Linked DNA regions of Homo sapiens: region 1 is linked to region 2. The links are chromatin loops, found by intact Hi-C in ENCODE. Cell type or tissue: MCF 10A. All regions are shown on one strand. Each heading gives the region's core, and the rest is flanking DNA. Links, peaks and the distances in the headings are about the cores only.

What was found. Peaks named below come from ENCODE experiments on the same cell type or tissue, not always from the same donor. Only the 100,000 strongest peaks of a DNase experiment are listed, where the experiment ranks them.
Region 1: it touches region 2 in a loop (2.6-fold over the local background); 1 of 110 quality-filtered maps calls a loop at or near these places.

What each region holds. Positions count from the first base shown.
Region 1 is chr7:54,253,094-54,269,929 of GRCh38, reverse strand. No RefSeq gene overlaps it. Among named protein-coding and RNA genes, the nearest start is that of LINC01445, 69 kb to the left of the region's middle. In MCF 10A, for the core only: no CTCF peak of the experiment used is centred there; a DNase peak (open chromatin) is centred at 8,889.
Region 2 is chr7:54,342,632-54,359,467 of GRCh38, reverse strand. It overlaps LINC01445 (long intergenic non-protein coding RNA 1445), which reads right to left. Exons shown (of 3, transcript NR_120516.1): 2 at 12,103-12,174; 3 at 9,623-10,103. Among named protein-coding and RNA genes, the nearest start is that of LINC01445, 20 kb to the right of the region's middle. In MCF 10A, for the core only: no CTCF peak of the experiment used is centred there; a DNase peak (open chromatin) is centred at 10,007.

The DNA.
Region 1 (16,836 bases), core at 5,423-13,422, 90 kb after region 2:
ATCATGGTGACTGTAGTTACTAACATTTTATTTTCGAAAAATGCTGAGAGTAGATTTTAAGTGTTCTCACCAGAAAAAAATGATAACTATGTGAGGTAATGTATATGTTAATTATATTGCTTTAATGTATACATATTTAAAAACATTATGTTGTACATGACAAATATATGCAATTTTTATATGTCAACCAACCAAACAAAAAAAAAAACCCAAAATGTTTTAAAAAAATGCTGTGAGAAATCCTTCTGGACCTGCTCTTAAAGCTTGGGCCAGAAACTTTTAGAACACCACCTCTGCCATTTGTTATTGGTCAAAACAGGTCACAGAGCCAGCCCAGATTCAAAGAGAGCTGAAACAGGCTCCATCTTTTGGTGATAAGAGTGGCGTGTCTGCACAGGGATTCAAAGAATTGTTGGTGGCCATGTGGCTGGCAATCTACCATGCCTCCCAAGTAAGCTATTGGATGGATCTGAACGCCTGTGTCAAGGCTCTGCTTGTGAGGGAGACCAGCTGAAGGAGGCCTCTTAAACAGGTGGTGCTGGGCCCAAAGTGCTCAGCACTGGAGACTCACATGCTTATTTCATCCATGATAGTCACTCCCAGGCTTATCCCATGTCGTCCTGGTTTATCTGCTGTAGCACAGCACCAAGACTTCTCTACTTCGCCCTAGACCATACTCACCTCTTCACAAGCAGCTGGCATGACAAAGATTCCTGCCTCCTCTCACCTTAGAATCAGGAGTCTAGGCAGCACCAAATGATGCCATGAGAGTTTTCCTGAGCCAGCTGCTGGAGAGAGCCATGAGACGTGTAGGGTGGATAACACAGTCCTGAGGAATGGGTTATCACAGGAGTGGGGGACAGCACCCCTGGGACATATTAGAGGTCACTAAATCTGAGAATGGATGGGTCATTGGTGACAATCTGGCTCCAAGGTCTCTCTGTGGAGCCCTTATAACCCTGAGGGAATAGACCTTAGAAATCCCAAAGCAGTATATTTACTGAGAAGGGGGACACAGAATTGCCTTCCTGTTCTTATCTGTTAATTCCTTCTCATGTTTTGGAAACCCCCTTTTTTGACTTTCCTACTAAGAAAAAGGAAGAAGGCACAAAAGACTCCCAACCTCTAGGATGCCAGGCAAGGAAGGGGTTGAAGCAGCAGCCTTTTTTGATACCATCTGGGCTTTGGGGAGATCTGGAGAGGGCACTGGCCTCCCTCACAGTCCTGTGCTGTCACATCAAGGCTTGAGTTGTTTGTTTATAAAATTTCTCCTAGGAAAGAGTGTAGACAGTCAGTGGTGGTTAGTGCAGAGTTAATAAAGGGCAGCCTACTAAAAATGAATAATCTAACTGGAAATAATGACGGGGCAGGCATAGCTGCTCCAGTAAGGCAATTATAGTGAGATTGCAAAGAGGCAGCTTTGTGTGTGAGTGTGGAAGTCTAAACATTCCAAGCATCTGGAAAAATGGGACAGGGAAAAAAGGAGGAGGTAAAGCAAGACAAGAGAAGAGCCTGTTCAAATTCTCAGATTTAAGAGTGCACCTCTGCTTCTTAAATGGAGGATTTGCTCAGAAGGAAAGAAATGGAATAAACACAGAAAGCCCAGATGGGAAAGCAGGCTTAGCAGAGCCTGGGGATATGGCAGTACACTGTCTAGTAGTGCCTCGAGCTCCGTCAGCCTGGCTTGTTACAAGAATGAATCACTAGCCATGCTCACTAGGTCAAGTTCCTCAGAGGTGGGTGAAAAGACAGAATCAAGAGAGATGTAAGGATGGGCAAAAGAGGATCAGCAAAAGAATGATGAGTCTCATCTAGAGATTAGCCAGTACTTCTTTTCTTGTAGCAGGCAAGCAGGCATCTTCCCCATTCTCTTAAAATGTATGCATTCCTGCTAAGCCATAAAATGCATGAAAGGAAGCCATCAGGTCAGACTACTCTCCATTCCTTGAGATTCTGTCCTCCTTGATTTCAGTTCTGGGGTCCAGCCCACTCTCTGACCTGACAGAACTCTCGTGCCCTTGGTTCCAAGGGTGAGATGGGAGAACGTAATCTCCTGTGGCATAGCTGATTGTGTCCCTCAAAGTTCAGTTGCCTTGTATTTGCATGAATTCTTGGGACGTTTCCATGGTGGAAAATCCTGTTCCATTAGCAGAATCCTGGCCTTCAAAGTTGTGAAGTGCCTTTTAGATAGGGTGAAAATGAATGCTTCAGTCAGTACTCTACCCTCTGCTACTATTGTGACCCTAAATGATAGAGCACTGACCTAGGTTACTGTGGAGATTGATGTGGGTACCTGGGGCTCAGATTTCTCTGCATGGACCATAGGATCCTGAGGGCAAGGGAAAGGAGGTGATGTGGCTTCCCAGCAGGGCTGAACTTACCTTGGCCCCACCTCCACCCATCATCTGGAGCTTCCTCCCCTCTGGGTGGAACCTATCTTTTCACCATTGCTCAGGCAGAAGCTGGCCTAGGTCTAGCCTGCTCAACAACTGGAAAAGTGCTGTTTGCATTAGGACACAAATTCAGTTAGAGCCCACTTGGTTTATGCAGAAAACAAAGGTGGGTTGAGGCAACTAGCCCTCCCTCCTTTACTTTAGATAAAGAGAGGTCAACAAATTTGTGGCTCCAGTAGAATCATGTTTGACAACGATATGGATTGATGGTAAAAAGTGGTATTTGGTCAATTACATCAAAAGACTCATCTGGGGTTGCATAGAAATGAGCTTGATGAGACAGACCCTGTTCCTATAACTTCCTGTGCTACTAGAGGACACCTAAAGTCATACAGCTTTGCATCTGACCCTGGAATGACTAGTGTATCTCTGCAGGTGACTATCCGGTGTGCCCCTCCAAAAGAGAAGGCACAGGGGCGAAGTGTCCCTCTGACGAGGTACAAATCCATAGTGAGTCCTGACGGGCTGTGGCCAAGCACATCTCTCCACAGAACACAAAGAGAACCGGGACTGCACATTTGAAGACATCTGCTCTCTGTCCCATTATTTCAGCCTATAACAAATTAGTCCCACTTTTTTTTTTTTAAACTGAATCTTGCTCTTTTGCCCAGGCTGGAGTGCAGTGGTGTGATCTCAGTTCATTGCAACCTCCATCACCCAGGTTCAAGCTATTCTTGGGCTTCAGCCTCCCGAGTAGCTGGGATTAAGGGTGTGCACCACCACACCTGGCTAATTTTTGTATTTTTAGTAGATATGGGGTTTCATCATTTTGGCCAGCCTGTTCTCGAACTCCTGACCTCAAGTGATCCACCCGCCTTGGCCTCCCAAAGTTCTGGGATTAGAGGCGTGAGCCATCAAGCCTGGACAGTTCCACTTTCATCTCAGGTGTAGAATACAGCTCTGCCCAACCTTACGATAAAATCTTCCCTTGTTCACTACCTGTTTCATCAATAAGAAATAAAGCTAATATACTCAAACTATGAGGGATTCTCTAATTTTTCAACAAAATTCAGTGCATGAAAATCTACATATAATGTGTATGCACTCCTCCCAGTCTTCTAGACTATATATCTCGGGGTGGACTAAATAACCACTAATCTCTTTCTTTCTGGTGTCCTGTGGCCTGGACAGGACATTTCCAGCAAGATGCGAGAGAGGCAGTACTCCTAAATTTTCAGGTGGCTGCCTGTTCTTTGAGTGGCTTAGAACTGAGGTTTCCAAGCTGTGATAAAATACATGACATAGTCCTATGTTTTCCTGCTTTATTCCCACAATGTTGCTATTATATTTCAGAGTATGAGAAATATAGGCCACTGGTTATTATTTTGGTTTTTAAAATCTTGTCTGTATTGCAGTTAGGAAAAAAAGATCCTCCCCAACTCTGGAAAATCCTGACTTCTTATCCTCATTTTCCATAGCAGTTGTGGTTGTGTGCTCCTTGAGACTGCTGTGTGGGGGTGGTGGAGGCCCAGTACCAATAGGGTCTTCACTGACATGGAGTTGGGGTCTGGGGTCAACAAGGATGGACTGGGGGCCTCTTTTGGGGAAGTTCAGGCTCCTGAATCAGTCTTTAGTGATGTTACCCCATAAAGTCAAGTTAGTGAAAATGAAGGTGTAATGTTTTTGTGACCAGGTTGGTGAACCAGCTAGGTTCTCTTGACATGGCCCCTTGGGTTGAGAAGCCCTCTCTCACTGCATGATGTGGGGACATGGGAAGATTGGGGGTCAGATCAGGAAAAGCCCAGCCAGAAACACCAATCCCCTTAGCAATGCCCTACCAGGAGGTCTTGGATTTGAAATACCAGTTCTTTTTCTGGGAAATAACAAGAACTGTAACTTTGGCAGACACACCCCAGGATGTGATTCCAGGAAGAAACACACCCTAAAGAGAAAATTTTGCTGCATGCCTGTTATTGTAGGGTATAAAGAAGGATTCGGTGTTGGTGGTCCTTGTCATTCTTATCTTTTCATCCTCTACACTAATCTCTCTTCCCCTTTTCCTTCTTAACCCTCAGCTTCCAGGGACTGGGTTCCTGGTTCGATTCCCAGGCTTGTGATTGCGAACACCTCTTCCTGCCTCTTCCCCTCTCCTGCTCTTGTCTTTCCCCTGCTGGTTTCTCTTTCCCTTTCTCTTTTTCTCTGCAGCTCTCTTGTCCTGTCCCATACCCTTTCTATTTTTAATGTTTCCTCAGGGCACATTTCAAAGGTTGCCCTCTTTATGTGAACATAAATATCAGAGACTTTTATAATTACAGTATAGGAACAGCAGTGTCTATTGATCATTATATCATTCCTCTTCTCTCTTGGGTAAACTTGAGCAAGGAGAAAATCCTGGAAGGAAATTGGCTTTTCCTTTTCTAATGTAGATAAGAAGTGAAAAAGAAGGCACAGAATTCAAAGATTCGGGAAACGGTTCTAATATACTTATTTAGTCACTTCAAAAATAAAACTTAAAGTGCTATTAGAAGGATACATGTCAAAATTAATTCAAATTGCAATCACATATAAGCTACTGCATCTCTGTTTATATTAATGCTTTAGAGAACTTGGTTAAGTATTGATGTTTATTCACTGACATTAACATGCCATTTTGTATTAAGAGACATTTCCTTATCTTTTTGCACTTACTCAAATCATAATTTCATTAAAAGATAAGTATCTGTGTTGAAAAATTATAACATTAGCTACAATGATTTTTTAAAAAAGGTAATATAGTTCCCTGATAACATCAGGTTTATATTGTAAGGATTCAATGGCAACACTGAATAAGAATCAAGATATATGTTGTTATGTTGACTGAAAGATTAACCCAGAAGCCTATTCCTGATTTACACAAACCCTAAAGTGACCAAATTCCGTTTTGATTATTATATGCTTTTAAATCCAACTGCCTTTTACCTATAAATTTTATAAATTCAAATTATCAAACATTTTCTTATGTAATATTAGAAAGAATAATATTTACGTAAAAAACACATTTCATGGATTTTTAATCTTTTTTTGTTGTTGTCGTTGTTTTGTTTTGTTTTGTTTGAGACGGCGCCACGCTCTGTTGCCCAGGCTGGAGTGCAGTGGCGCGATCTCCGCTCACTGCAAGCTCTGCCTTCTGGATTCACGCCATTCTCCTGCCTCAGCCTCCCGAGTAGCTGGGACTACAGGCGCCCGCCACCATGCACGGCTAATTTTTTGTATTTTTATTAGAGAGGGGGTTTCACCATGTTAGTCAGGATGGTCTCGATCTCCTAACCTCATGATCCGCCCTCCTTGGCCTCCCAAGGTGCTGGGATTACAGGCGTGAGCCACCGCGCCTGGCCGATTTTTAATCTTTAAATAAACACTTTCTGAAATGATTTGTTCTCAGAATATAATAGGTATGGATGATAAAGAACATTCATCAATTCTCACTTGCACAAAATGATCTCACCACATTATTTGCTAAATGAGTATTTTACTTGGTCTCATTTTTTGAAAACAAGGAATGAGGAAATAAATATCTGATAATATCTTCAAAATATCCTCAACTCTGAGACCTCCCCTCCTGGAAGATGAAGTAGACACACGTTTTGTTATTCCTTCCCACTGTGTTCCCACAGAAGCCCTGGGGTATACATATATAAAACAAGCCATGACATACCAATCCACAGAGACCTGTAGAAGATTCTGAAAGGCTGAGACTGGCTAGGGACCTCAGGACACATGGAATGACATGAGCCTGTGTTCTCTGGATTTTCTTGTTGCCTCTGTGCTGAACAAGCTGATAACTGGCACAGAGAGAAAACCCCCAACCCCTCAACAAAGCTGGTTGTCTTTAGCCAGTGGATGAAGAAAGGAGCAGCCTAGCAAGACAGAGTGCTTTTAGATGATAATGGCTACTCCAGCCAAACATCACAGAACACACAGTGGCTCCACTCCTACCTCCTACCTGAGCCACAAAGGCTGAGTGGGGAGAATAGTCCCCCACCCTAAAGAGGCTGCAATAAGGTACCTTTCAGCCTCCTGCTGGGTGGTGCCAAGGGAGACCTCATGGCGAGAGTCAAGACTAGAGTTCTAACCCAGGCAGTAGGTCAAGAAAAAAGTCACACAGATTCAACAGAAAGAAACTGTCTCTACAGATGACGTGGTCATCTACAGAGAAAATACCAAGGAATCTGTACAATAAATCCTAGAACTATTGAGTTCAGCAAAGCCACAAAATCCAAGTTCAACAACGTTTCTATACAGCAGCTGTGAACATGTGGACCTTGAAATTATAATAATATCATTCAACACAGTTTAAAACATGAAATAGGTGTGATAGAGTTTGGCTATTTGTCCCTGTCCAAATCTCATGTTGAAATGTAATCCTCAGTGTTGGAAGTGGGCCTGTTGGGAGGTTTTGGATGACGCGGGTGGATCCCTCATGAGTGGCTTGGGCTTTCCACTTAGTGAGAAGTGAGTTCTCACTCTGTTCACACAAAATCTGGTTGTTTTCAAGTATATGGCATTAACCACACCCATGTGTACTTTCTGTCTTTTGCTCCTGTTTTGGCCATGTAACATGCCTGTTCCTGGTTCACCTTCTGCCATGATTGTGAGCTTCCTGAGACCTCCCCAGAAGCTGATGCTGTTATGCTTCTTGTACAGCCTGCAGAACTGTGAGCCATTAAACCTCTTTTATTATAAATTACCCAGTCTCTGGTCTTTGTTTATAATAATGCAGTTTTGCAACAGCCTAATACAAGGTGCAAATCCAACAATACTTATACACAAATTATATGCTGAAAACTATAAAACACTGATAAAAGAAATTCAAGATTTAAATAAATGTGGACTATTCCATGATTATGTAATGGAAGATTTAGCATAGTAAAGATGTCAACTCGTTAAAAAAAGATATACCGATTTAACACAGTTCCTGTCCAAATACCAGAAATATTTTTTATAAAACAAGTTATTATGAAATATATATGAAGAAGCAAAGAAACTAGGATAACTAAAACAATTTTGAAAAAGGTATTAGGGTAGCTAAAAAAATAAAAAAGTAAAATAAAGTGGGAGGAATCAGTCTACCCAATGTGAAAATATACAGTAATAAAGACTGTGTGTATTTGTGGAAGGAGACATACACAGATCAAGGGAACAGAATAGAGAATCCAGAAGTAGGCCCAAGCAAACATACCCAAACCAAGTTTGGCAAAAATTCAAAAGCAATTCAAAGGAAGCACCTTAGCTTTTTCAATAAATGGAGCTGGGGTAATTGTACATCCAGAGGCAAATAAAGGAATAAATGAAGAATTAGCGGCAGCTCCACCTAGGTCACATCAGAAATTATATAAAAATTAATACTTTACAAAACTATTATACAAAGATTAACTCAAAATGAATCACAGACTTAAGTGTAAAATGTAAAACTATAAAACATTTAGGGGAAAAATCATGAGAGAAAGCCTTCAGGATCTACTACTTGGCATAGAATTCTTAGATTTAACACCAAAAACATGATCCATAAAAGAAAAACTAATAAATAGAATTTCATTAAAATTAAAAAGTTTTACTGTGTAAAAGATCATATTTAAAGATGAAAGGACAAGCTACAGACAGAGAAATATTTGTGGATCACATGTCCAACAGAGAACTAGTATCTAGAATATATAAAATAAATTATCTAAACTCAACAGTAAACAATAAAACAATCCAATTAGAAGATGGGCAAAATACATGAACAAGTATTTCAGTGATAAGAATATAGAGATGACAAATAAGCACATGAAATGATGTCGAATATTATTAGCCATTAGAAAAATGCTAGTTAAAACCACAATGAGATATTGTTACATAACTTTTAGCCTGGTTAAAATAAAAACTGTGACTACAGCAAATGGTGATGGAGATGAAGGAAAACTAGTGATATTGCTTGGATTTGTGTTCCTGCTCAAATCTCATGTTGAATTGGAGGAGGGGCCAGGTGGGAGGTGGATGGATCATGGGGATGGATTTCCCCCTTGCTGTTCTTGTGATAGTGAGTGAGTTCTCACGAGATCTGAGGGTTTAAAAGTGTGTGGCACTTCGCCCTCATTTCTCTCTCTCTCCTGCTTTGCCATGGTAAGACATGTTTGCTTCTCCTTTGCCTTCCACCATGACTGTGTTTCCTGAGGCCTCCCAGCCATGCTTCCTGTGGAACTGTGAGTCAATTAAACCTGTTTCCTTCATGAATTACCCAGTCTCAGGTAATTCTGTATAGCACTGTGAGAACGGACTAATACAACTATATTACTCATAAATTGCTGTTGGAAATGGAAAATAAAACAGCCACTCTGGAAAAAAATTTGGCAGTTTCTAAAAACTGTGATTTTCATATGTGATTATCATATGACTCACCAGTTCACAGAAAGCCTGTACACTAATGTTTTTAGCAGTTTTATTCATCATAGCAAAACTCTGGAAGCAGTCCAGATGTTCTTCAAAGCACACTGTGGTACACCCATAACACTGACTAATAGTCAGCAATAAAAAGGGACAAACCATTAGTTCATACACAACCTGATGAGTCTCCAGAAAACTATGTCAAGTGAAAATAGCTGATCCCAAAATGTTACAGTCCACTTACATAATATTCTTAAAATGGCATTTTATAGAAAGGGAGAATATTTGTTGTTGTGAAATATTCTGCATCTTGACCTCATTGTCAATGTCTTGGCTGTGATATTGTGCTATGGTTTTGCAAGATGTTACCATTGGGGGGAACTGGGTAAAGGGTATACGGGGTCTCTCTATATTACTTCTAGCATCTGCATGTAAATGTACAATTATTTTAAAAGAAATGGCTTAATTGAAAATTTGTCTCTATGCCTGCATGAGGCTGAATTTTCTTCTCAGTGCAGAAGTTATATATACTTTTTTTTTTAGAAAGTATGCTTATTTTTTAAAATATGCTTTTTATGGTAACATGTAATGATAATTAATTTTCAGTAATTTATAAATAAATATTTAGAAAATGTGTTTATTTTCACTTCTGGTACAGTAAAATAATAATAGATACAATCTAACAATTCAAAGGACTCAGAAAAGCATAAACTTTGAGAACTATTGAATTAGGCACTGGTCAATGCTCATAAACATATTCAACCTGTAGTTCATTTTGATTCTGTGGACATATTAAAATATATTATCCTCTCCAAAATGTAATATGAAACGGGACGATCAAAGGCTTAAACACTAGAGCCCCATTTAATTTAAACACAGATGACCAAATATTCCTGTACAGAAACCATAACAAGACTTTTTAAAAAGATGTCATGTTAACTCTGCCTAATTTTCTGATTGGAATTTGCAGACTTCATAAGCACTTATTTATCTCAGCATTTTACAGTCAAAGGCCCCCAAATAGCAACAAATTGCCCCAGAGTCAGCAGAGATATTCATGTTACTCAGTGATACATCTTTCTGATGAGGTCTTAAATATTGATTTTTAAAAATTTATTATGCATGAAGATGACATTTTTACCCCTGAAGGCAATTAGCAAGGAAATTGCAATTATTAGACCCCCTGAGCACCAGTTTTTCTTCCTGTGTGTTCCTCTGAGTATTACAAAATATTCTCATTTGTGATTTTTCTATCCTCATCTTGCCCCCTTACCACAGATAAATTAGTTCACAACAAACATAACAAATTCAGGGGTCAGCACTTTGTTAGCAAGTGTTTAAAGCGAAGTTTTGCTTTTGTGGTAAGTTACCATGAAGAGAAGTCCAGAACTGAGACTGGGCTGACATTGACAAATAGGACTTGTCTCTGATGCATCTGTGTCCACAGTGCTCTCTGCGTGCAGTGCCACTGTGGTGGCCCCTTCCCTTGTGCATATCTTTCTGGCTTTCAGGCATATTCTACCCTCTGTAATAGCTCTGGGGTGTGCCATCCAGATTTTACCTCCCCTCCAGGACCCAGATTTCTTGGGTCTAGGCACTGGGGGTGTTGACAGCTATGAACTTGGGGATTTCCTTTTTGGAGGATTATTCTACAGTGAAAAGAACCACCACGGCCAAGGTGACGCCCTCTCTCCAGAGGCAGCCCACCTCCAGTGACAGGTCAGTGGGGGCTGGAGAAAGGCCTGGCCCCTTCACCCCATTCAGGACAACTGGAAGGAGGCAAGCATCCAGGCTGCGACCTCCGCGGGACAGGCTGAGGCTCCCTTTGGGGACGCCTCACGGCTCAACCTCTCCCTCTGCCCGTCCTCCTCCTACATCTTGGTATGTGCATGTCCCCATCTCAGAATCTGCTTCCCAAGTCTCTTGACCTTCACGCAGCACCTGGGTGAATGTTGGATGAGGAACACGATGTTGACATAGCTTCAAAGTACTGACTCACAGATAATTAATACTGATTAATTATGACATACTTATTAATAACTTTACAGTGAGGAAATCTGACTGACACTACCTTAACCAGGAGGAGAAAGGTGCGTCTGGATAAGACGTGCTGAGCAGAATGCATCTCCGATAGGAATGCCTGTGGTATTCCTATCGGAAATGCAAACCTGCATTAAAACTTTAGTATTAATATTAATATGGAAAAAGTGTTTCCAGTTATTTATTATTTTTTTGTGCTTTATAACAGGGTTCTATTACACAACCATTTTTTTTCAACTAAATTACTTAATTTCTCAGCATAAAACACCAGCTACACCTGAATTGAGGCACATTATACATGGGAACCAGACTGTGTTCTTCAAAGATGCTCCAGTTATTAAAGACAGGGAAAGACAAGGAAACTGTTCCAAATGAAAGAAGACAAGAGAGGCACTAATGGGGTCAAACGCTCAGACCGACGTTTACTACTTACCACTATTTTTACAACGCTGTTTATTTTAGTATTAATATTAATATGGAAAATAGCAAACAAAATAAGACACATTCCCAAATGTTATTTTTTGTCTTTTGTAACAGGGTTCCATTATACAACCATTTTCCTTCAACTAAAATGCTTGATTCAAGTCTTAGGTTGTTTAATTGTAACATCTTTCACTCTAAAGCTTTATTACTTTGTCACTCGTTACTCTTCACCTTGGTTTTCTCCTCATATGGTGTTGTGTCTCTTTTTGTAACTTATTTTTTCAGGAAGCTTTTCTGAGGGACTTTTTTTCTCAGGAAGATTCATTAGCTAGTTGTCCTGAGTTTATATCTTTGATTTTGGACACGTTTTCCCCTCAAGTAATATCTACCTGGCTATATAATTATAGGGCCACAAGAATTCACGTATCTCTGTATTTGGATCTCAGTGTGATTTGTGTTAGGCGTGATGTCCTTCTGACTTTAACTTCATTCATTCATTCATTCATTCATTCAATTAAGAAATATTCAAAATATTTATTAGGCGCCAACTATTGTTTGATGCTGTGTTGTTCTGGCAACATGATGGTGAAAAAAATAAGACACCATGTTTTCTGATTATATGCTTTAAAAAATTTTCATTTTATTCTTGAAATTGCAAATTTTCACCAAGTTGTGTGTTCATGTTAGTATACTTAATATTGATTGCTCATCTCTTTCAAACTGTAAATTTACTGTTTCCTCCTGCTCCGTAAAGTTGTTACTAGTTTTATTCTTCTTTTAATTTACATTTCTAGTTTATGCAGAATAGATGTTCTTGTTTTAACTATGCTCTCATTAATTTATTATACTTTTTATTCTAACATATTTAACTTTTAAAATTTTTTCTCTGATCTGTTTCTTAGCATCCAGCTTAATGTCCATTGGTCCAACATAGTTTTATATAAAGCCATTGTGTAATTTTTCTGTTCTTAGACTGTTTCCTTTTTTATAGTAGTCAGCTGTTCTCCATTATGGCAAAATTTCTAAAAATTTCTTATTTTGCTGAAGAAATTGTTATAAAAGAAGAACCTAGTCTGATTTCTTAAAGTAATACAGCTCTCCATAACTGCAATCTCTTTATTTATATATGACTTTTTAATTACTTTTATCTGACCTTTACATAGAGTCATTTGTCTTCATCCCATATTTGAAATATAGATGGTCTTGACTAGTGTGAATGCAAGCTAAGGAGATCTGAATACGTAAAGGATATTTTCAGTTTACTTCTGCTCTTTGCTGTCCCACAGTTCCAGCAGTGCATGTGCTTGGGGGAAGGAATTCCTCTACAATCAAGGGGCTCATGGCAAGGCTCAGGTAAGTGGTATTCCTATACATTTGCTGTGGCATTCAGAATTAGCCAGGGAAGTGCTAACTTCTGGCTAAGATATGGTCATAGCACCTATTCTTCAACAGATATAGGTTTAGCCTAATTTTTACTTTGGAGTTTTTAAGCTTTAAAAATAATTATAATAAATACCCCCTTAGCAAAAATGCTATAATCAAGAGAACATACTTTGAAAACAAAAAGAAGCAGATAACTAAGAATGTGTGCTCAAATCTGGATAAGACAAAATCAATATTAAATATACTATAGCCAAAATAACAAAAAAAATCAAATTCAAAATTTGAAGATATCATCATCAAATGATGATAAGAAGCAACATGCAGCCTGTCCTCACATGCTCAGTTTGAAGGCCAGGTAATGCCTGCCACTTTTCCCTTTTGTAATAATAAGTGGTTCATTTAGTCTACCCTTGTAGAATTACAAGGGGTCTCAAATAGCAAAAACAATACTGAAAAAGATAAATAAAGTTGCAGGACTCACATTTTCTGACTTTAAATGGTACTACAAAACTACAATAATCAATATCAAGTGGTACTGAATAGACATACAGACTAGTGAGAAAGAATTGAGTCAAAAAATAAATCTAAAAGTCTATGGCCAACAGAGTGCAAAGACTATACAATGAGGTAAAGAATGTAAAATAATGAAAGTGAACCACTAACCTCGCTTCATCTACAAAAATTATTTCAAAATGGATCAACAACATAAATATAAAAACTAACACTGTAAAACCTTTAGAAGAGAACACAGGGGTAAATCTATATGGTCTCTACTTAGCAATAGATTCCAAAATTTGACCCCAAGTCATGAACAATAAAAGAAAACATGATAGATGATTGCACTTCATAAAAATTAAAAGCTGTCGAGCATCAAAGGACATTATCAGGAAAGTGAAAAGACAACCTACAGACAGGGAGGAAAAATACTTGTAAATCGTGTACCTTATATGGGTTTAGTATCCAGAATATACAAAGAACTCTTTCAGTAGCAAAAAGACAAGCAATCCAACTTATAAAATATGAACAAATGACTTGAATAGACAACTGTCTAAAGAAAATATCCAAATGGCCAGAAAGCATATGAAAAGATGTTCAGTTAGCCAGGCATGGTGGTGCATGCCTGTGGTTCCAGCTACTTGGGAAGGTGACATGGGAGAATCACTTGAGCCTGTGAGGCGGAGGTTGCAGTGAGCTAGCCTGGGTGACAGAGTGAGACCCCGGGTAAAAGAAAAAAAAACCAAAAAACCAAAACCAAAAACAAAACAAAACAAAACAAAAGGCCATGTTCGACATCATTGTTGATGAAGGAAAAGCAAGTCAAAACCACAATGAGATACCACTCCATACCTAGTAGAGTGTGTTAAAATCAAAATAAGGTAAAATGATAAGTGTTTGGGAGGACATGGAGAAACAGGAACTCTCACATACTGCTGTTGAGAATGTAAAATGAAATAGCCATTATGAAAGAGATTTGGGCAATTCCTCAAAAAGTTAAACATAGAACTGCTGTACGACTCAGCTATTCCACTCCTAGGCATATACTTGAGAAAGAGGAAAACTCACATCTGTATGAAAGTTATACACAAATTTTATAGCAGCATTATTTATAACAGCCAAAAGGTGCCTGTCCCAGAGGTCCGTCAACAGATGAGTGGATAGACATATCATGGTATATAAATACAATGGAATATTTTCATCTTTCAAAAATAATGGAGTACTGACACATGCTACAATTTGGATGAACCTCAAAAGCATATGCTAAGTAAAATAAGCCAGACACAAAAGGTCAGATAGTGAATGATTCCTTTTACATGAATATAAATATCCAGGATGGGCAAACCCTTTAGAAATGAGGCAGCATGTTAGAAGTTGCCAGGAGATAGGGTGAGGCAGAAATGTGTATGGGATGAACTCGTGAGTGATGAAAATATTTGACATTAGAGAGAGGTGGAGGCTGCACAGCATTTTGAATGCAGTGACTGCCACTGAATTGTACACTTTATGATGGTTAACTGTATGCTATGTGAATTTCATCTAAATTAAAAAAGTGCAAGAAATCAGCAAAAGTAGTTCAAAAGAAACTTTGTTTTCTTACAGTCTCCTATATGTTACTGAGTAGTACGTACATACAGTGACATTCTGAACATCATTAATTTTGAAAAAGAAAATGATTTCTTTCATTATAATGGTTACCATTATAATACAGAAATTGTGTTATTAACATCAAATTATTTTCAATCAATTTTTAAAGCAATAAATAATTTCTCTATCAAATTAAGAGTTTTTCTCTGCCTAAATAGTTCGAGGTGTTATGATCTATGAATGTTTGTAAATAGTTTTAATATTTGAGATGATATAATAATGCAAAATTATCGGTAACTTTTCCTCTCAAATGTTTAGAATGTAGGATAAAACTGAAGAAACTGAACTTTTAAAGTAATTTTAAATTAAAAAAAAAACAGTATGCAAGTGCCCATTCATTAATTCTAAAGATATTATTGCACACTAATTACCACAACTGATGTACCAAGTGGTAGAAAATCATCCAATCGCATTAGTCTTCTGAATCTCCATACAATTTGGGAAGATATCAAAAGGTGAAAAAGAAAAAAATAACATTTTGTTGCTGTTTTTAAGAATACAAAAAAATTGAACTCTCTCTGCTCTGACTAGAGTTACTTCACATATGTACTGCCAAGTAGAATATTCCTTTTGATGAAGCTCTGCTTACCCAGTCCTTTGTAATCCAGAGATTCTCCTGGTATTTGCACAAAGAGAAAGAATTCAATGTGGAAACTGCTATCTACATGGGTCATTGGAACTCGGCAGCCTTCAGGACGTTTTAGAAGAGAAACTATTATGCATGAGCAACTTTATAGACCCAAACTGTGATTGCATTTAGAGTTGAATGTACACATTTTATTTCAGGTACAAAAACAACAAATATATCCAACCAATATAGAAGTAGAGTTTCAGATTAAGTATCTTTATTTCTTAAAAATAAAGTTAAGAAAACTAACAGGTCTTTCTAAGGCTATCTTTAGAAATGTGCTTAAGAGTATAAATGAGATTGTTAAATAGAAAATACAGAAGGCTGTTAATTTGGACTGAGCTCCTGCACTAGGCCCCAATGTGCCAAACCAAAATGGAGTCACTAATGCTAAAGACCCACATCACCAAAGCAAAACCAAGTTGTTTATTTGACCTTCTGAGAAATCAAGAGAGACGGTAGTCAAATCCCCAAACAGGCCACTTTTAAACAGGCATGATAAGGAATCCCCTCTGCTTTAGCTCTTACAAAGAAAATGTCCTGAAGTGATCTGATAGTAATCCACTTTTTGTTTTGTGCTGTTTCCTGGTTCTTGCTCAAGCTACCTTATGAAAGCCACCTGTCTGTCATGCCCACTATAGCACCTCTCTATTTTTAGATGAGATGCTACCTGATTAATGAATAAAAAATCAAAGCCACCTAGGTCATTTAACTAAATTTGTTATAATTGTGTCTTGACAATATCATATGATGAAAATAAAAATAAATTATTTGGTGGCCTCAAGTGCTTTAGAGATTTCCTAGTAATAAATGCACACATTTAATAGTTATCATTTTTGAGGAAGAGTCTCTTTTTACTCTGCTACAAATTCTTTGACCTTGAAAATAGAGTCACCCTATTGAAAGTAATTTAATCAACAAATGTGTTGAACTACTTGGAAATGAATTTCTCCCTTTAATTTGTGAAACATTTCCCTTTTGCTATTAAATCTTATAACATGGCATTTGCATGAAAATCAATTGTAGCATCTTAGAGGTGACTTTGAACAAGTCTCCTCTGAATAACTCTGAATGTGAGCTTCAGTGAGTAATCCACAAATGTTATCTTCATTACAAAGTACATGCAATTATTTTTTAAGATAGCATTGCCCTTAATTCTACAAAATTATTTTATTTTTGTAAGGCGAGGACAGTATCTTAAAATTTTAATGAACTTGCCCATACTAACATTCTAGGATAATAACAGATGGTGCAAATATTTTTACATAATCAGACCCAAGATAGGATAAACTAGTCATGTGTAACCAACAGATGTGTGCTTATAACAAACATACTTTGGAAACCGCTTCTTCTCTGCTAGATGCACGTGGATTAAATATTTGTAGACACTTGGCTTGAATTTGTAACGGTTCTCCGGACTATAAT
Region 2 (16,836 bases), core at 5,144-13,143:
GGCCGAGGCTAATGAGTACGCAGCTTCTGGCTCTGGGAGGATTCCAGCTTTCCACAAAGGACATGAGTACTCAGAGGAAGATGAAGAAAACAAGAGTCCAGTTGTTGAAGATGGGAGGAGATGGCTACTGTGTAGACAACCAATTGTGTTGTTGGTTGTTAGCTGTTCAACTAATGAACAACTTTATTGACATGAAAGACACAGTTGGTTGTCTACACCCTAGTTTTCAGACTAGGGCCAGGTGCAGTGACTCACACTTGTAGTCCCAGCACTTTGGAGGCTGAGGTGGGCGGATCGCTTGAGCCCAGGAGTTTGAGACCTTCCTGGGCAACATGGAAAATCCCCAACTCAACAAAAAATACAAAAGTTAGCCAGGTGTGGTGGTGCACACCTCTGGTCCCAGCTACTCGAGAGGCTGAGGTGGGAGGACCACTTGAGCTGGGAGGTCGAGGCTGCAGTGAGGCATTAGGGCACCACTGCATGGTGGCAGAAAAAGACCCTGTCTCAAAAATAAATAAATAAATAAAAATAAAAATAAACCAAAACTGAGACTAAGAATCATGTATTTCTTTGTCACTACAGTTGCAATACTGGGAGAAGGAATTGTACTTACCCTGGAAAAGCCTGTATAATATATACTCTATCTATTTCTTTTTGAAATCAGATCCCTACACTAGGCCTGAGATACTTGAAGCCACTTATCTCAACTAGGGTCCTTCTGACCTCCTTTAGCTAATGTCAGTCTCTTTCATGGAATCCACCTCCTGCAGGTTTCTGAGGCAGAGCTTATTTGTGACTGATGGGTCCTAGGAATGCTTCTCCTCTGGATGCTTTCCAGTGAGCAGACAGCACTCAGGCCCTCCTACGAGGAGATCAAGCTGGGCCATTCCTTCCACAGGCTTTGGAATCAACTGGCAGCCCAAGACTCCATGACAGTTATTATGCAGCAGCTCCTGAATGTATCCACCTGTATGTTCTCCTATGTTGTTGTTTATACAATTTATTTTCCCTGGATTGCAATTGTTTCCATTCTCCCCTTCTTAAGTCCAAGTGTATATCTGTTTTGTGGTCAAGTAATATTTTCTTTATCAAATGTTCACATGATAAAAACATAAAAAAGAGGTGATTTTTAGGGGATCAATGAAGTTGGATTTTTTTTTGGTCACAAATTAAATAAAAGTATAGGTATAACAAATTTGCACAGAATTATTTTTTATTTTCTTTGAAGTAAATCAATTACAAGTATATTCCTATAGACAGATATTTGTCTTTAAAACTTCGTTTATATATGTAGAGGTATTAACTTAATAAATGCTTTAATGAAGAAAAATATACAAGTTTATACATATTTGACAGAATAACTTGAATTATTTTTAATAGGTACATCTCTAGAAGTGTTTTGTTCTTTCGAGATGTTAGAATTTGGTCATATAACCAACAACATAGAGAATCACTCACATAGAAGAAATGTGATACTAGCCAAATAAATCCCTTGAATTATTTACAAGAAGCATTAATTATTTATCCACTAGTTCAATTGATTTGAACTATAACCAGGAATAAAACATAAGGGCTTTTTGCAGTAGGTTTAGGACTTGAAGAATTTAATCTCTTGAGTATAATAAATGAACTTGTTCTCCATATTACTCCATCTCCAGTCAGCATAGCTTGAGACAAATTTCTATATTAACTCTGTCAATGTTCATATTGTTTAAAATGGCATGTAAAACACACATGATTAAAGTTAAAATTATTATTTTATTATATCATTGAATAATTGAAAACAAAACTATCTATTCACTAATCTGAATAAGACTGAATACAATACCTAGTTATTCTCTTTTACTGGATACCCTTTGTTTTTCAACATAATTGTGTTATTTGTTTACTTGTTTGATTTTTACTCTTTAGAGCCTGTCTAATAAATAGTGTATTTCTTGCAAACACATTTACTTTGAGAAAGTGGGTACCATACACAACATTTTTAAATGCTATCTTTAAATATTGATAATGCTTCCAGGTAAGAGACAAAATGTATGTATTTCATGTTTCCAAATAAAGTCTGTTTCTACTTGTAAAAAGTTATTTTTTTTTGAAAATTTTCTTTTATTGGGTACTCAATGACTAATATATAACATAAAATATTGTAACTTTTTGTGAATTTTATTTTATTAATAAATGAAGACATTGTATATATACTTTCATCTTCCTCTTAAATTGTATCTTCCTAACTAACATGGAACCCATAAAACCAAATGATCCAGTAGTCATTTCTAATGAATTATATGATATTCACATATTTGAATTGGTCCTGGGAATTTATAGTCTGCGATGACTTTTAATCCAGGAAGACTTGATTCACAAGCTCCCTGCCATTCTAGGAAGGTTCCTGTTTTAGTCTGCACTACAGAAGTGCCCCTGCAATCTCCCACTAATCGATCAACCTGAGCTTGCCTTCCCTATACTCATATAATACAACCCAGGGAGTCTTCTGGGGCCAGAAAACCAATTTGCTTCTCTGTGAATCTGTACAATGTTTGAAACTTGTCTGAGTTGACAGTAAAACTTCTCGACTGACAAGGTATGCTGACAGATCCCCCCGAACACACACACTGCACACACACAATCTGATAAATGGGGGGAAAATACATAAAGCTGTGGTAAATACACTAATGGCCTAACTTGGTAGGAGAAGAGATCAGCAATTTATAATTTTAGCAAGAATTTTTTACTTGCTATCTCTATATAAGTGGAGGAAGCTTTCTCCATCTTAATTATTTTTCAAAATGTAGCCGCTGACAAGGTCAACCTTTGGCAGATGTCCTCTATAAAGAAAAATGGTTGCGGTATGTTCTCCCAGAACAGTGCTTTCTGTTGGGGAAGCTTGATAACAAAAGTGCTAGAGTGGAATTTCAGGGCATTTTCCTGTGTGCAACTCAGGAATACTGGTCCAGCAGCTTCCTCTGGTTACTGCAGCCATCAGTCTTCTTCCCTCCTCTTTGTCAAGGAGGTAGTCTTCACCATGGTCCATGTGTCTACCTTCCAGGGATATCAAGCATCTTCTTTTGTCTTAAACCATTTTTGTTACTTCCATTTACAAAGATCACGGAGGCTTACAGTCTCAGCTGAGATTCTTCAAATTTGTGTATTCTTCTGGCATTTGGGGTGATATATATTTAGATCTAGGTCATATTTAAGACCCATCTGAAAACTTTCTCACTATTAGTGGACAAATGCTGCATCTCATAAGATTCCCAGGCGCCTACAAGATCATGGCAAAACTGTGGCTGGAAATTCCAGTTATAATTCCTCCCAGTTGCCAGTAAAGGCTGAAGACTTGTTCTGATTCTTCTGACTATCCTCCCATTGCCTCTGATGGGTTGTGGGTTGTTACAATGTTGTCTCAACACTGAGGTTTGAGTGACTGAATACTGTAATGGGTATATGAAATATGGAACTTAAAGGTTTCCTTCTTTGAGCTAAGCTGGAGGTGTCTGGTAGGCTGCATGTCATGAGTAGGAGGTTCCACTATGTGTTCTTGCAGCACCATATACTTCTCTTTTGTAGCATTACTATTTATAGCACTATTAAATTACTGTCTCCATAATAAATCTGTGAGCCTTATGAAGGCAGAGAATGTACAGTTTGCTCACCACAGCTTCTTTAGTACCTAGACACACTCCACTGAATTAATGTGTGTATGTATGAATGAATGGTTTAGTAGTTCAATGTCTTATATTTTAGAGACTATGGTATTCACATATGTACATTTTCAAACCAGTATCTTAAGTCCTGAAATAGTCCCCACTTATGCAGTCATATTTTAATTATTTGATTACAACTCTAAATACATTTGAGTTATAATAACTCAAATGCAGATATCTCAGAATGCTAATAATTATATTAAATTTTCTTAAATATCAGACCTTGTGAACTACTTAATAAATCGGGAACATATAAATTCCAGGGTTATTGGATTGCTTTCAGACTACTTCATTTAGGCTAACTTATTCAGCAAACTATTTTATTTTGCACCTCCTTTACACTAATAGAGATTAACATATCTTTATATTTTAACTTCTGTTTGGCCCCTTGTGTCAAACATGACACACTGCAAAATACTGGTATGATCCACCAGATTTGTCAAAGGATAGTTGATAGTGCTTTCAACTGAACACACCCTTTGTAACTTTTAATAAAGTGTAATAACATTTTACATGCAGTAAGGCACCATAGCCATTGAAAACACAATATTCTTCCTAGGATCACTGATATAATAACACATCCCTTTTCAGTTACTAAGATTTTTGTAATCATCTCTTACATTCTCGGTTAGATAAAAACTTAAATGCTGTTTGCCGAATAAAAAATTATATATTGTTGATATTTCTCCAATACAAGGAATAATTTAAAATTACCAATCTTTTTTCAAAAATAGCAATGCAAGTGGGGAAGTAAATGTGGCCCTGAATACAGAATAGGTGAAATCATGTCATTACTTTTTTTCATAATCAAATGGCCCTGAAAAAAATAAACTAAACACTCTTCACTGGTTAATATGATTAAATGAAGATAAAACAGAGACACGAACATCAACAAAGTTCTCTCATTTCCTCTGAACCGGCAACAAATAAATAAAACACAGAGGTACAAATGCTCATGGATACTTTGTACAAGAAGTTAGAAGAATAGTAGTGGCTGTTTTAAGTGTAAAAGAGGGAGGAGAGAAACACAGGGAAAGGGAAAGGGAAAGTAAGAGGGAAGAAGGAGGAGGGAGCTGAGGCGTCTCCCGAGTTATGAGCAGCCCTCTCTACATATGAGCATCCAGACACACCCACGCCCACCGGAAACACCAGCCAGCCAGTCACACGGCTAGGGAAAAAGCGGAAATGAACGGCTTTTATGGAGCTATTACTTCCAGGATGTATAATGCATTGTGAATAAGTAATTACTCGAATAAAATCCTAGTTCATTCCAAAATGTTAATCATCTATTTTTCTAGATATATGAAAAACAAGCCTAGTCAATTCTCCTTTTTATTAATTAATGCATGTTTAGACATCTGGTTTAAAATGTTAAGTAAAGGGGCTTGAATCTTTTTCCTTAAAACTGTACTGACTCTGATATGCGAATGTCCCAGGTGGCAAATAATTAGGCACTCTCAAAACTATCGCTCCCATATTTCATTGGTAGGGGCAGGAAGAGACAGATACTCTGTCCATGCAAGTGAATCCCTCTTTCTATGTGTGTTTCTCACATGGCCATGCCACCTTCTCTTTCCGTTTCTCCTAACCAGGCTCAGCCTGCACAAGAGCATCCCTGATCATGCAGAACTGAGTACAGATCTCGAAGGGTGGAAGGACGGGGGTTAACCTCACAACTACCACAGCGCCTCTCCTCTCACATCTCATTTAGGAGTCTTTCTTCTCCATAGTTGCTCCTTTCAGCTTCTTAGCCGCCAGTTCTGTCACCTTTCTCCCTCTGGATTCAGGGAAAAGCCGTCAAAGCCTTCTAGACCCATCTCTTTCATTTCCTATTCTTCCCTCGCCAACTCCATGCAGATTTTCTTCTTTCCAAAGAAAGGCAATTTAAACTATGTTTCCGTCTCCAGCTCTAAATTTTGCATTCTTCCAGCCCTATTTAGCGATATCTTTAAAAAGAGGAAGTAACTAGGAAATATGGAGCTTACTTATGAAGCCAAAGGACTTGGCCTTTGCTAGGGGATACCATTCTGAGCAGGCAGTGGAGCCATTTAAATGCAAACACATGAGGCTGAGTCACATGCAGTGACCAGTATTGGACTGATTTTGACCTACAGTAATGGAAACTTCATATGGTCAACCGAATACATATATTTTTCTAAGTACAAGTTTAAATTCAAAATGAAATGCTTATTGCCTGCACTAAGCCATGGTGGGGCTGATAGAATTCTGTCAGCTTTAACATACACAGAGCTGTCTGTAGGAACCTGAGCGAATTGCATCATCATCACAATGTTTACCTCCTTAGTTTTCCTCCTTGGTGAGATCTGTTAACAGAAAAGCTATACTCTAAAATATTTTAGAAAAGTTTATTTTAAACCTCTTTTAAATACACTATTTAAAATATGGTGGTCAGATTACAGTTTGGTTTTATACATTTCAGGGAAGCAGGAGTGACGTAAGTCAGTATGTAGAATGTATACATTGGCTCGGCCTAAAAAGGTAGGATACCTTAAAGTGGAAGCTTACAGGTTATAATTGGATTCAAAAATTCTTTAATTTTCAGCTGGTTAAAGGAGTAAGACTCTCTCTAAAACTTGCTGTCAGCAGAAAGGAATATCTAAGATTAGGATCTTAAGTCAGAGTCAGCCACAAGATGCTGGGTCAAAATGCCTTGTTTAGCCAGACTGATGGCCTGCAGGCAGGACTTACCCTGGTCTGGCATCACCTTACATCTTGGTTATAATCTGGTATCTTATTGTCACATGAAATCCATTCAATTGGTCTTATAATATCTATTTTAACATTAATTCTGGGCAGTTTTGTCTAAACTCCATAAGGGGGTGTTATAATGAGCTGTATCCAACCTCCCTTCCCATCATGGCTGGGAACTCATTTTAAGGTTTCTATGGGATCCCTTTGGTCAAGAGGGAGCCCATTCAATGGGTGGGGGACAAGGATTTTATTTGCAACTCACAGGTCTTCCTGTCTTCCGTGGTCCACAGTCCAGAGGACACAAGCTTCACTTAACCAGACATCCTGACAACAGCCCAGAAGGGTAAACACTATTGGCTTTCTGTATTGGTGATATTCTTTGAGTTCTCTTCTGCTATCTGCATCCAATTTTCACCATAAGCTGTAACCTAGCAGGTAGAATTAGCCTTGAAAAAATTATTTAAAAATATGTTATTTAAAACACTTTCTCAATACATTTTATTTCTCACCTTATCACCACGGTGTGATAATGGCCCCTGAAACCATTTCCTTCATGGCCTTTGCTTCTATTTAAAATTATTTTGCTTGTTTGTATTTACTTTTATTCACAGTACTCACTGTATGTAATTCTCAAATAAATTCTCTGAAAGAAGAGATTTTTTTGTCTTATTCACTGCTAATGTTTTAGCATCAAGAACAGGACTCAACAAAGATGTATCAATGGATAAGTAGAAGATTAATTGGCAAATACACTGACTTCCACGGGGAGATGAGTATCCCTAGGTGGTTGGTAGACCTGCCTGTCGTCCTCCCCACCCAGTGTGCCCACCACCAACCCAGCCACTAAAAACCAGAAGGAGACTTGCACAACATCCATGTGGAAAACGAGTTTCTCCTGCCTCAGCCTCCTGAGTAGCTGGGATTACAGGTGCCTGCAGCCACTCCCAGCTAATTTTTGTATTTTTAGTAGAGATGGGGTTTCACCAAGTTGGCCAGGATGGTCTCGATCTCCTGACCTCTTGATCTGTCCACCTCAGCCTCCCAAAGTGCTGGGATTACAGGCATGAGCCACCGCGCCCGGCCCATAGTAATTGGTTTTAAAAGCTCATGCAGAAATGTAGAGAATATGCTGTTGGTGCACATACAAATATGCATGAGCATATACATATAATATACACATAAAAGATATGTACAATATATAGTACACGAATGTATATATATCTCATATATAGTATATGTATATATAAATTACATATGCATAATAAATACAAATGTATAACATGTATTTCATATGTACATACCTAATACATATACATATGCATATACATACAATTGCAATGAGATTAAAAATTAATCTAAAGACATTAAAAATTGAAAATTAAAATTTTGTATTTTTCTTACTTATGCGTTGAACATACAGCATCACGTAATGTAAAAACAAAGCAAAATTCTGACTTTTTAAAAATAAAAACTGTAATCTTACCTCAATATTTTGTGTTTCAGCAACTGGGAGACCAAGCCTGCCTCCCTGCTAGACTTACTCCCTCCTGCAGTTAATGTAGGAGAGAAGACAGATGTTGTAAATCACCATGACTTTATACCTCACTTCTCATGGCTGAAGGTTTAGCATTATCATTTCCATTGGAAACAACAGAGTTAAGGAAGAAACCAATAATTTTCCCCATAAAGGGGATGAAGGAAGTAATCAAAGGAAGTGACATTTTGATTGTTCCTTTAAAGAGAAGCATATTTTTGACACGTTAAATGTAAGCAAAAGTACATCTCAAGCGCTAATAACCACATGGCTAAAAGCAAGGAGGCATACATGTTTCTGGCATCTTTAATGATCACAAAATACTACTAGTGGTAACATTTTTGGAAAAATTACTATGTGCCAAGCCCTGTAATGACTGATTCACTTTGGATTTCACATAAATCCAGCCCCCCAACATGGTAAGAATATTTTTCTTCTTTCTAATCTCTATTTACGTCCCCTCCCGCATCCTGCTTTAGGAAAAGGAATAGCTGCATTTGGCAAACTCTGCAGAAATGTTAAGTGAGATGAAATGAGGAGAGACTTTTGGATGGGGGCATTAGTCAGTCTCTTTTTCCTTTCAAGACACTGGGAGGTGCAGATCGAAGGGAAGCACTCACTGATGGGAGGGAAGGTTTGTTGAGGAAGCTCATCACTAAAAGCCTAAGAATAGTAGTTTTTTTATACTGAAATTTTAGGTGCATTTATTAACTACCACTTATGGCAAAAAGGCATTAATTGAGTGCCCACAAAGTGCAAGGAATACTAAAAAAATTCAACATGATCCTTGCTCATAGAGATCTCCTGGTGGGGACACTGTGTTGCACGTTGTTTGGTGAGCTATCTGTTCACATGCCTGGCTGGCTGACTGAATGAGGAGTTGATGCCTGTGCACAGAAGAGTGCAGAATGGCTTTGTGGGCATTGAGCACAGAGTCAAGACCAGTTAGAACCTCTATTTGCAATGAAATGAGCAGATACATGTGTTTTATATCTGACCAAAACAAAAAAAAAAGAATATTTAGAAAGCATCTCTGCAGGTGATGTAGTTTTTGTTTGTTTTTGTTTTTGTTTTTTTTTCTTTTCAGATAGAGTTTTGCTCTTGTTGTCCAGGCTGGAGTCCAGTGGTGTGATCTCGGCTCACTGCAACCTCCGCTTCCCAGATTCAAATGATTATCCTGCCTTAGCCTCCCAAGTAGCTGGGATTACAGGTGCCTGCCACCACACCCTGCTAATTTTGTATTTTTAGTAGAGATGGGATTTCACCATGTTGGTCAGGCTGGTCTCAAACTCCTGACCTCAGGTGGCCCACCCCTCTGCCTCCTAAAGTGCTGGGATTACAGGTGTGAGCCACCATGCCCGATGTAGTTTTAATGCCAGTTTTTGCATTGCATGCTCCATTACTGGAGCCTGTCCCCAGATGAGTACCTGCTTGCCCAGAGCATGGTTACAGAGGCTGCACTGCAAGGGAGACAGTAGTGAGGATGAACCACTCTGATCATTTATTTTGGTCACATGGAGGTGAGAGGAAGGAAACGTTGCAAGAGGGAACAAGATATCGCTAATACAAAAATGCTTCTTTTTACTTGTCAGCTGAGATTCCATGTGCAGCGAGGTTTCGTTTTCATCACACAAATGTTTGAGGAAGAAAAATTCCTGACAAGTCATATTAAGGATGTAATATATTTTATTAAATATTAGTATTTCATTAAAGAAAGAAATGGTAATGTCAAACATTACATGAGAAAGAAAAAAAATAGCTCAATGCAAATGAAAATTTGATCAAATGCATACAAATTAGAAACATTTTAAAATATGTTAATTAAAATTACAGGCTTTATTCCCATTTCATGATTTACTGTCCTGGAGTGCTGTTCACATGTAATGAAGGAGGTACTATTAAACAAAAGTATTGAAAAATAAAATCCCATTTACTCACAGGCAGTGGTCAGAATTGAATCACTTTGCTCCAGATTCCCGACTGCAGTACTTGGCAGCTGTTATTAAGAGCCTCATGTCCTTTCCTCATGTCTTCCCACAACTCAGTTCTTTTTCTTATTGTTCTCTGCATGCCAGCCGATGCACTTCATCATTCTTACATCTGAGTCATCAGCACAGAACAGGGTATTCTAGGTGCAGGTCAGCAGAAGTGTCCTGAAATGGAGCATAATGTTCCTGCTTCATGACATTATGTCCATATTGTAGCTCAGAAGTGTATTAGTTTCCTTTTGGCTCAAGTCTTCAGACAAACTAATATGTACATAATTTGGCCTCCCATAAAATCGCAACTTTTAGAACTTTGCCAGTATATGTTAACATATTAAAATTTACATACTCTCAAGTAATCACATGAATTATCTATTGTTCCAGGCATTTGAAATCGTATAGGTTAGCAAGGAAAATATTTTGTATATTAAGTATATGACATATATAATTACATACTAAATTAAGAGTGTTATTTTTGCTGTTGCAAAAATACTATATATGATGAGTGTATTAAACAGGGTAAATGCACATAAATTTTTTCTTTTTCTTCCACATATAGAACTCCCTTTGAAGATTGGCAGTCTGGCAAGGGAGATCATTTTCCAAACTCTTGAAAACGTGTGAGGACTCATGACCTGTTACATCAATGGAACATGAAGAGAATTGAAGTGTATCACTTCTGCGCCAGGGAGCCTAATGGAAGAGGTGCCCATCCACCCTCTTTCCTCATCCGACAGCTGGATGGAAGGATACCAAGGCTTTAGGAGAAGGCAAAGCCCCGTGATGGGAGAGGCCTGAGCACCTCACAGTGCGTGGAAGCCAACTCCTCACCAGGAACACATGCAGTGGCCCTATGTGTGCAAGGCATCCATCTCCATTGTTGGAGCTGACCTTTTGGGTTATTTTGTAATGGCAGTTTACATTACCTTGTTAACACAACAGAACACTGTCAAAGAAATGCTCTATGGTGCCAACCCACTATAGCCCTTGAAATAGAAATTACATATCAGTCAAAGGTCTCCAGAGAAACAGCAGCAGTAGGATAGATGTGATCTTCACAGATAGACAGACAGATAGATAGATAGATAGATAGGCAGATAGATAGATAGATAGATAGACAACTGGACACAGATAGATTGACCACAGACAGAGATAGAGATAGATAGATAGATAGATAGATAGATAGATAGATAGATAGATAGATGATAGATAGATAGATAGACAGAAAATGAGACACAGATAGATAGACAGACAGAGATAGATAGATATAGATAGACACAGATAGAGATAGAGATAGACAGATAGATATAGATAGGTAGACAAATAGACACAGAGATAGATAGATAGATAGATAGATAGAAATAGAGAGATAGATGGACAGATAGACAAATAGACACAGACAGATAGAGATAGATAGAGATGGACAGATAGAAAAATAGACACAGATAGATAGATAGATAGACAGATAGATAGACAACTGGACACAGATTGACCACAGACAGAGATAGAAATAGATAGATAGACAGACAATGAGACACAGACAGATACACAGACAGATAGAGATAGATAGATAGATAGATATAGATAGACAGACACAGATAGAGATAGAGAGACAGATATAGATAGACAAATAGACACAGAGACAGATAGAGATAGAGAGATAGATGGACAGATAGACAAATAGACACAGATAGACAGATAGATAGAGATAGACAGAGACAGATAGAAATGGACAGATAGAAAAATAGACACAGATAGATAGATAGGTAGATAGATAGATAGATAGGTAGATATTTTCAGGATCAGATTGGCTTATGCGGTTGTGGGACTGGCAAGTCCCACATCTGTAAGGTAGTCTGGCATCTGGGAACTCAGCAGGATTTCTGTGGTAAGGTCTGGAGGCAGAAATCCTTCTTCTCTGAAAACCCCAGTTTTTGCTCTTAAGGTCTTTGACTGATTGAATGAAGCTCATCTGCATTATCAAGGATGATTTTTATTTTACTTAAAGTCAATTGATTGTAACATTTATAAAATGCCTTCAGAGCAGCATTTGGATTAGTGTTTGACCAAAGAACTTGACCCCATAACCTGGATGAGTTGACACATGAAGTTAACCATCTCATCCCCTCCCCCACCGGCTCACACAGAAGGCCAACTTCATCCTTACCTTTGATTAGGTAGGAATGGGCACCTGACCCTGGGAAAATCCAGCTGAGGCCAGCAATGTACATCTTGTGACCTAAAAGGAAAAAAGTATATATTGTACCCAAAGTATTTTTTGCAGTAATTTTCAGTTGGGAAATACAAAAGCTGGTAAGCAACCAGGAAGGCAAAAGGCAGAAGCATGTGTAGCTTTAAGCCAGGGCCAAGACAATCAAATTTACGTACCAATTGGCATTATGAGAAAGCAGCAAATAAAAGGTTTTCAACTACTGAAAAGGGCGTGGCTTCAGAGAGCATCAGAGATGACATAAGATAAAAATGGAGACACCAGGAAAAAGGATGATGATGCTGTCTCAATGCTAATTGCAGCTTCCATGAAATCTATCATAATTGAAGCTTTATTTTCAAATAACCTGTATATCCTGAAAGTAACTGCTAGTGCCCAACTAGTGATGGCTTGAGTATCTGCTTTTCTTTTAAACAAAAAGCCCTAAGAGAAGCCAATAGGAAAACTTTGCTAGAGGAAGTGTTGTTTAATCTCAAGTTTGAGAAATAAATGGGTGCAGTAAACAGAGGCAAAAGTTCAAACACATTGTGCATTTTCCTCCCATTCCAGTCTGTGCTCCACTTTGCAAGGAAAAAGAGAGGGAAGGTCCAAAAACGAATTCCGAGGGTATGATTTATGCTGTCAGCAATGGGAAGCCATTGAATAAATTTTAATCCCTGGGAGATAGATAATACTCTGTTAACACTGATTAATCTTGAGTGAGTACAAGGTAGAGGTCATTCAGTTTTCACTTTAAAAAATATTGTATTTATTTATTTACTTATTTAATTTAATTTTTTTTTTGAGACAGACTTTTGCTCTTGTCACCCAGGCTGGAGTGCAATGGCAAAACCTTGGCTCACTGCAACCTCTGCCTCCCGGGTTCAAGTGATTCTCCTGCCTCAGCCTCCTGAGTAGCTAGGATTACAGGTGCCCGCCACCACACCCAGCTAATTTTTTGTATTTTTGGTAGTGACCGGGTTTCACCATGTTGGCCACGCTGGTCTCGAACTCTTAACCTCAAGTGATTCACCCGCCTTGGCCTCCCAAAGTGCTGGTATTACAGGCATGAGCCACTGTGCCCAGCCCAGTTTTCACTTTTAAAAATAATTGTCATTGGATTTTCTGTGAAGTAAGCATGTATTTTTTCAGTAAGTGTAATCAAAACAAAAATTGCATACTTATCTCTGTAAAATATGATACAAAGATAAAAAGCAAAAAAAGAATGATAAAATGTAAGCAATGCCTTTAGAATTAATGAATGTAGATTCAAAGCAACCAAAATGTCAGATTTGATTTACTTAAGATCTTTCTGGAATGTGTGGCTAGATTGTGGTGGTGTAGAGATGCACACAAGCTAAGGCATGAGTTAGAATTGGCACCACAGTCTAGGCTGATGCAAGGCCATGGAGAGCCAGTCTGGTTCAGGGCTGGTCCGGAGGATGACAGATACAAAGCATGTCAGATAGGCTTGATGATGCTTCCCACCAGCTAGAGTGTGGGAGGAATGACAAAGGGAAGCTAAACATGGCTTCCAATTTCCTGACTTCAGCAATTAAGGTGATATTAATTATTTCTCTCAGAACATAAATGCAAATATGTTATGGATAGCTTACTTCAAAAGAAAATGCAATAGGGTTGTTTTGAATTGAACAGACACATATAAATTCTCAAGTAATTAGGAATAAGAACTGGAATTACAAACGTTTTAAAAACATTTTAAAAGATTAAGAGAGTTGCCCTCGACGGTGCTCTAAAATCTTGTTTACGAGAGAGCATATATGGGGGTTTATGGTTGTAATACAAGGAGGAAAGAGAGAATACAACAAGCTGCTCCTTGCTTACTTTTTATTCTTTTCAACAATTCCAGGGAATTACTGGATATTGAGTTGCTTGGATACTGCCACGTGAAACGCAGACCTGCTGTGACCCCCATTTAAGTAGTGGAAGTTGGAGAGCTGCACCTCTGGAGTTGACTGTACCTCTGGAGTTGGCTGAACCTCAAATCAAACTGCCCGAAACCAGAGCTCTAACGCTGACAAGTTACATATGTTCTGCTTGCTAGTGTCTTGATTGGAACACATTTCATTTTAAGTCATCTACATTTAACATAAATATTTAATCAAAGTTGTCAAGTGTGCTTTGAAGTATCAGGCAACAGTCATTTTTCAACTCAGGTGTCTAGACTAATCAAACTTTAAGAAAGAGTGCAACATTTATAATGATACCATCATTTTATTGAATCATTCCAGCTAAATTTGATTTCAGTGCAAAAATCACAACATTTGCTTTTCTCTGATAGAAATGCAGCTCAGAGTTATAATTTTCTTTTTGATTGAAGGGTATACAGCTTGTGGTGTTTGGGGCTCCAAATGAAATTCAAAACTATGTGACTCTCATTCAGACCCATATTCTGTGACCCTTCCTTTAAATTGAGAAAGGAAAGGGGAAACTTTTTTCACACTAATTCTCTACCTCCCCACTTTTGTCAGGCTAAATTTCTGCTCTGCTGAAAGAGGTAAATCTTTTGCTAAAGCTGTTGAACTGCACAGATAATACCTGCAAAATATTATTCTCGAAATATCAAGAGAATGATGTTATTGGAGGTTGTATCATCCTTCACTGAGTCCCAGAGTTGAGGTGAAGATTAAGTTAGATGATATACATGGATGCTATTGATGGAATCACTATTAGAAAAAAAGAAACTATAAAAACGTTCAACTTCCATTACAATGTTATTGAAAACAGCATTTGTTTGTTTGTTCCACTAACTTTTCTAAAATTCTTTAAAGAACATATTTGATTATATTGAGACATACACTTTTTGATATTGCCTGACTCATAAAAGAGGTACCTTCGGACATTTTAAAAGTATACGAGTTTTCAGTACTAACAGATTGTTAAAACTGAGTTGCTTTGGTTTGGGGCAGAATTTTTATTAAATAGTGGTAAAAATGAAAATCAAAAGAATATTTTCAAACCTAAGTAGAGAAGGTCTGGTGTAATTTTCCAGCAATAAGTCCCAGGAGAAAGCCTTGCCCAAGATTTAGCCATTGGAGCAATTGCTTACTCAAGGTCTTGGTTTTTTTCTAGCCCAAATGTATTTCTGTGACCAGTGCATGGGCTAGTGTGACAGGAGGCAGCCAGCCAGGTAAAGCTATGACAGTGAAGTAATGACATCAGGTTCAGAGAAGGAAAACTGCATATACTCATGTGGAACAACCAGTAAATAGATCAGATCCCAAACAGCATTATTCACAAGCCACATGCAGAGGACATATGCGGAAGATGTGCTCAGCGTTGGGCCACATGTTCTATCCTGCCAGTTGCAGGCATTCCTGCTCAGTCAATTGAGGTCAGTTGCTTTCCATCAGAGGCGAGTCTGGCCATCAGGTCTCCAGGAAGTCGTGTGAAATCAACAACAGAAGACAGAAGGTACGCTGGTGGCATCTGTGGGTTCTAATGTGCAAAACTCTAAAATCCAAATATCTGGAAGTCCAGAATTGTCTGTGTAAGTTTGAGGCAAAGTTGAAGAGGAGACCAGATGACTAAGAGAGGGTAAGCTGGTGTCACCAGGTCAGGAAACAAAGATGGCGTGGCAGTAAGGGTGTGTCCTCCAGGGCTGGGGCTGGACGGATGTGGAGCGGAGGAGTCACAAAGCTGGAAATGCACGCAGCCAGATGCTAGGTTTCAAAAGGCGACATGTTTTAAGATGTGTTATAATTTTGTTGACCAGTTTGAAGCTGTTTTCTTTAAATTGTGTAAGCTTCGGCGGACCCGCTAAACCTAGACACATTCCTGAGTACAAGTGTCTGGAGAGGACTGGATGTTTGCGGGATGAGAATAAAGCAACTCACATCAGACTGTAGCCTCTTAAGGGCAAGGCATCCCACCAGTGCCTGTTAACAGCTCGCTTCTACAGAGACATGATGTGGACATTGACTCTATCTGTAATGTATTTTGTAATTTAAGTTAATATTTAGCATTTTTATCAACCTTGGCTTGAGGACGTTAGGCCACAGTGGAATGGCAGATTTAAAATAATGTACAACAATACTAGGCAATTTAGAGGAAACATTTTATTTTCCATTATTAAATGTAAAGGAAAGGATGACTGTTTCTTATCCAATGCTTAACACCAGAAGTATTTTGAATTTTGGATTTTTTTTTTTATTTTGGAATGTTTGCATTATACTTCCTGGTTGGGTATTCTGAATCCAAAAATCCAAAATCTGAATTGTTCCAGTGAGTATTTTTTTTGAGATCGTCTTGTCAGTAGTCAAAAAGTTTAGACTTTTGTAACATTTCAGACTTGGGTTTTTTGGATTTGGGCTATTCAACCTGTACCAGTTTTGTACCTGCTACTATCCTACAATCTCATATCTCCTCTTCCCTTGTGTGGCCAGCAGACTATGAGTAAAAATCCATGGGGTATTTCTGTGTTCACGAATTTGGGGAGATGATTCATCCCTAAAAGACAACTCAAGGCCTCTTCAAGAATCCTCCAACTTTCTCATTTCCTGAAGTTCTATATATTTTCATTTGCTACTGAAAAAGCAAACTAAATTTTATGATTTGCTGTTTATTGAAGCATGTGTTTTTCTCTGGAACATTGTTTATGAATGTGTGTGTATGCATGGGTGTGTATAGTTTACATGGGTATGATAGTTTACAATGTACAATTTGCTTGTT